Linked DNA regions of Mus musculus: region 1 is linked to region 2. Evidence: chromatin loops called from intact Hi-C (ENCODE). Cell type or tissue: heart. All regions are shown on one strand. Each heading gives the region's core, and the rest is flanking DNA. Links, peaks and the distances in the headings are about the cores only. Region 1 has its middle 74 kb from the start of Atp10a. Region 2 has its middle 150 kb from the start of Ube3a.

The links. Hi-C counts contacts between places; a loop is a spot of excess contacts. Peaks named below come from ENCODE experiments on the same cell type or tissue, not always from the same donor. Only the 100,000 strongest peaks of a DNase experiment are listed, where the experiment ranks them.
Region 1: a loop joins it to region 2, with 8 times the contacts of the local background. A loop is called at or near these places in 19 of 42 quality-filtered maps.

Annotation. Positions count from the first base shown.
Region 1 is chr7:58,583,071-58,585,995 of GRCm38, forward strand. No RefSeq gene overlaps it. Among named protein-coding and RNA genes, the nearest start is that of Atp10a, 74 kb to the right of the region's middle. In heart, for the core only: a CTCF peak has its summit at 1,370 (motif pointing right); no DNase peak of the experiment used is centred there; H3K27ac peaks cover 390 bases.
Region 2 is chr7:59,078,602-59,081,526 of GRCm38, forward strand. No RefSeq gene overlaps it. Among named protein-coding and RNA genes, the nearest start is that of Ube3a, 150 kb to the right of the region's middle. In heart, for the core only: a CTCF peak has its summit at 1,693 (motif pointing left); no DNase peak of the experiment used is centred there.

The sequences.
Region 1 (2,925 bases), core at 234-2,733, 500 kb before region 2:
GGCCTCTTCCAGAACTTCCAGAGCTAACACAGAACTCTCCTACCTCTTCTAAATCCACTGTAAATGCTGACCCAGAGAAGACTCCTTCAGCAGAAGGTGTGCTGCTGTTAGAAATAAATATAATTCCAACAGAAGGTAGGGGTGCACACCTATAATCTCAGCAGTTAAGAGGCTTGTGAGCATGAGGCCATCCTAGGCTGTGCACAACCAGCGTCTGTAGCAAAATGAGCAAATGAAGAAATCAGGTCTACTCTACTAGATATTCTATGTGAAATTTAATTTGTTTCTACATCCACATCAGAATCCTTGCAGGTCAGAGGCGGGAGTCCAAGGGATGAGGAAATGCTTGTAGGCTGAGTGCACTGTAAGTATTCGGACTGCTTCTCTGAGGCTCTCTTCCCCCTCCATATGACTCTCAGGCTGGAAAGCCAGTGTGTTGTTTCTCATGCCTATGGTTCCCTGGGATTGTAAGAACTCCAATTGGTCCACCCCAACCGCCTCCTTCTATAATGGCCCAAGTATTTGATGGCAAACTATTAGATTTAGACAGTACATGCTCACTCCTCATATACCTTTCTACCAATACAAATTTACAAGCTAGGTATGGTGAGGCATAACACTCAAGAAGCTGAAGCAGGAGAATTTCAAAACCAAGTCGGCCTAGGCACAAAACAAATTCCAAGCCAGCCTGAGCTATACAACAAGACCTTGCTTCAGAGGCAGGAGGTATTTGTTACAAGAATTTTGCCAAGACAGTCAGGAACAGTGTGTTGGCCCTGCTGCCATCTTAGCAGTAGCTTCAAAAGGACAGTTTTAGCTTAGAAAAGCATGCTTTCCTCTTTTAGTGTGACACTTCTCAGAGAACATAGTAAAATAGAACTAAATGTTTTTTATTTAAAAGAAAAAGTCGCACTTTTATTTAAGGCCTACGAGAAGGATCCAGATGAAACGCAAGTCAATGTCAGATCAAGCCACTTTATATATATATATATATATATATATATATATATATATATATATATATATATATATATTAGGTATTTTCCTCATTTACATTTCCAATGCTATCCCAAAAGTCCCCCATACACTCCCCCCCACTCCCCTACCCACTTTTTGGCCCTGGTGTTCCCCTGTACTGGGGCATATAAAGTTTGCATGTCCAATGGGCCTCTCTTTGCAGTGATGGCCGACTAGGCCATCTTTTGATACATATGCAGCTAAAGACAAGAGCTCCGGGGGTACTGGTTAGTTCATAATGTTGTTCCACCTATAGGGTTGCAGCAGATCAAGCCACTTTAATTGCTTGACTTTTCCTCACAGAGGGTTCTGTCATCAGTGGTGTGGGCTGCTCACCACTAGATGGTGCCATTGTCTACAGTGCATGCCTTGCCTCTACACTTTTTGCCTTGGGGAGGGGCGAAGGAAAAATACCGGTTCACTTTAACCTATCATCCTGTATTAAGCATTAGCAAGATGCTTCTGAGTCATGTGCTGCTTCTTCAGAGGTTTTCACCTGAAGTCAGGATCCTCTTGGGTCTTCTCCAGGCTTGGAGGAAGGTGGTGAATTAGCCTCCATCTTAAGGTAGCACAGGTACCAGGAATGCAGCAGGGTGCATCAAGAGGATTTGAAAGAAAGACTCAAATTGAAATTGTTCTGGAGAGAAGCAGTTTTGTAGAGAAGAGTTAACAATGAGCTTGACAGAGGTACTGCATCTGAAGAACATATTCCCCCATAGGAAGATGATCTTAGGGTCTAGAGCCTGGGGTATAGGTACTGGGGACTGTGATCCACAGATTCCCTAGGCTGTCTGGAAGTGTGCCATCCTTGTGCAGTGATGACATAGCACCACATGTCATGCATGTACCACTTTATCCTCTTCCAAATGAAGCAGTGAGTTGAGGCATCTTCTACCTGGTTAAATAACAATGCTGGCTTCATTCCCTACAGGTAGCTTTCTTTGTACATAGACTGAGACCTGGGGAGCAGTTGAGCAGGAACTGCAAGAAATAGATGAGGGCAGAGGTACAAGGAGAACATCACCTCCCAAGCATCACAGAGAAGGCATCTGAGCTGCATGTCCATGAAGGGGCAGGCTGCACTGGTGCCTGTGATTTCTCAAGTGTGTCAATTACTATGAAATGACTAGGGGAAATATTGACTTTGCCATTTTATTGGTGGATTCTGGGGATTGAGCCCAGGGTCTTGTATATGCCAAGCACATATGTTTTACCAGTGAGCTGCAATCCTAGTCCTACTAGCAGTGGCTTTAAAGAGAATCTCAGAACACTTGAACTACTGTCCCAAAGACTAAACTACATGGGAGCGCTTACCTAATGTTGTGCCAAAGGGTGAAAGGAAGAGGTAACAGCAATCGTTTTGGGAACTTCTCAGTTATGTGAAATTTAGGGCTTATAAATTCTCAAAGACAGCCCAGAGGCAGGATCAAGAAGCCCAGGAGCTAGGTGGCAATGGTCCAAGCACTAGGATTTGCCACAGCTTGAGAGTGAGCAATCTGGATTTCATGTATGTGACATCCCCTGCTGTACACAGGACAGTTCCCTCTTTCAGACCAAGAAACAAGAGTGTTCTATAACAGAGCTTGAGTACTTTCCTCTGGGGGTGGAGCAAAGTATGTTTCAGTTTGGCAGTCCCTGTGGGAAAAGCACAGCCACACCCTTCAGGAGAGTAGAGACAAAAAGGCAACTCTGGGGGCTCCTTCTCCTCCCTTCCATTCTCCACAGCATGCAGGCACCACTGTGATCAAATGGGCAAGGCAAGTGTTATTTTAAGAACTGAAATTCTCCAGAACCCTGAAACACTCCAAGAATGTTCAAGGAAAGCTATTTTTATCCTTTGAAGGTTAGGCTAATATTTAATCTTCTCAAAACATCTAATATATTGCATAGATAAGCCCTTCTCTAGGT
Region 2 (2,925 bases), core at 169-2,668:
GCCTATTGTAAACTCACTAGGAAGTCTAGACTGAGTTTGGAATTGAGACAATCACCCTGACTCAGCCTCCCAAGCAGAGAGATTACAGGCTCACTTGGCTGATCATCACTGACATTTCTGTTCTTACTCCCAGATCCTATAACAGCACCCTGAAATCCATTTCATTTTTCATAGCTTCATTAGCTATATTATCTAAATGTATATTTTCATCTCTCAGCAAAAACAACACAACAAAACAGTACTTTTCCACTGTGAACCAGATGAACACACACTTTAGATTTTTCATCCATTCTTTTTTTTTTCCTTTTCCATTTTTTTATTAGGTATTTAGCTCATTTACATTTCCAATGCTATACCAAAAGTCCCCCATACCCACCCACCCCCACTCCCCTACCCACCCACTCCCCCTTTTTGGCCCTGGCGTTCCCCTGTACTGGGGCATATAAAGTTTGCGTGTCCAATGGGCCTCTCTTTCCAGTGATGGCCGCCTAGGCCATCTTTTGATACATATGCAGCTAGAGTCAAGAGCTCCGGGTACTGGTTAGTTCATAATGTTGTTCCACCTATAGGGTTGCAGATCCCTTTAGCTCCTTGGGTACTTTCTCTAGCTCCTCCATTGGGAGCCCTGTGATCCATCCATTAGCTGACTGTGAGCATCCACTTCTGTGTTTGCTAGGCCCCGGCATAGTCTCACAAGAGACAGCTACATCTGGGTCCTTTCAATAAAATCTTGCTAGTGTATGCAATGGTGTCAGCGTTTGGATGCTGATTATGGGGTGGATCCCTGGATATGGCAGTCTCTACATGGTCCATCCTTTCATCTCAGCTCCAAACTTTGTTTCTGTAACTCCTTCCAAGGGTGTTTTGTTCCCACTTCTAAGGAGGGGCATAGTGTCCACACTTCAGTCTTCATTTTTCTTGAGTTTCATGTGTTTAGGAAATTGTATCTTATATCTTGGGTATCCTAGGTTTTGGGCTAATATCCACTTATCAGTGAGTACATATTGTGTGAGTTCCTTTGTGAATGTGTTACCTCACTCAGGATGATGCCCTCCAGGTCCATCCATTTGGCTAGGAATTTCATAAATTCATTCCTTTTAATAAATCTTTCCACCTACTCTCACCATTAATATCTTCCAATCTTCCTAATAAAAAATAATACTCATTTTTTTATTTCATGACTTGACTGCAAACATTTTAAGGTACTACATTTTGTTTGAGTCTAATCTCTTCAAAAGGGGTTTCGAAATCCTAGAGGAGAGCTTTTTATCTGGTTCTGGATGCTTCTAATCACAGAACCTAACCTGAGATGATCGGTAGGTGTTCTGCAGTTATTATCCTTACTACTGAGACAGAGTCTTGCTACATAGCTTAAGATGACCTCAAACTCTTGATCTTCTTACCTCAGCCTTTCAGTGCTGGAATTGATAATATGTGTTACCACACCCAGTGATGTTTATTTTTCTGATGGGCCTTCATAGTGTAACTAAATATAGAAAAAGTGTGTCTCCATTCACATGTATGATTCTTCCTTAGAGGACACACAGTTCTTTTCCAGAAGAAAAATTATGACGTGATACGGCTTTACAAGAAACTGTGAGTGAGCTTGTTTTGTTTTAGAATAAGAAAATGCAAATTAAACTAATGTAAAAGCATTGAGGGGCTGCTGAAGTTTTACATGTAAACAGTGACATCTGCTGGTAACAACAGAGTGTCGTTCCAGTGCATGTCAACCATATTCAGGGTTCGGAACTTAGATTTCACTGGGGTTTCCCTTCGGAGAGACACTGAGCAGCTTGTCTGAGACCCGGAGATAGGACTCGCATTTAATGTGATTGTTTTGCTGTTGGGTTTTTTTTGTTGTTGTTAGTTTTTTTTTTTTGTTGTTGTTGTTGTTAATTTGACACAAGCTTAGACTCATCTGAGAAGAGGGAACCTCAACGGAGAAAATGCCTTACTTGTCTGTAGGCAAACCTCTAGCTCATTTTCTTGAAAAATGTTTGATACAGGAGGGCCCAACCACTGTAGGTGGTGTCACCACTGGGAAAGAGATACTATTGGAAAGAAAACTCAACAAACCAGAAGAAGCAAGTCAATAAGTAGAAGTCCTCCTTAGTCTCAGCTTCAGTTCCTTTCTTTAGGTTCCTGCCGTGCTTGAGTTCCTGCCTTGACTTGCCTCCTGAGGGGCTATAAGCTATAAGGTAAGGTAAACTCTTTGTCAAAGGTTGCTTTTGTGATTGTGCTCTATCACAGAAAGAAAAATGAAATTAAGATAATGAATATAGAGATAATATTCTGGGAAAATCATACATTTGATTAAGACAATGAAATGGAGGCTGGAGACATGTCTTACCACTTAAGACTTCTTACTGTTTCTGCAAAGAACAAAAGATTGATTACTAGCTCCAGCACTGGCCTGCTCAATCCATCTCCAAGATATCTCATATCTTCTCTAGTCTTGAAGGAATCAGTATTCATGAGCACATATGCCCACAAAGATACACATACATAAAATAAAACTAAAATTAAAATAGGATTTTATAATTAATAGTATATTAAATAATATATAATAATAACAATTTATATATAATAATGCATAATAATATTAGCTATTTAAAGTTCTTTATTTATCAGTTTCATTAGTGCCTCTTCAAACTCTGGTTATCTCCCCCTTGAGGTATATTTTTCACTTGATATAGTCCTACTTGTTTTAGAGGCAATATACTTGAAATATCAATCTTTTCATAGTTAAGCAACCTTGACTACATTTTGTTCTATAGTTCTGTTTTTCTTGCAATGTTGTTTTTTAAAGGCCAACAAGATAAAATCATATTCAAAATGAAAGCTGAGAATTATTGACTAAATGTCCAGAGAATGAAGGTTGATGAGGACTCCCCTCCTTCCATCCACATCCTGCCACCACTA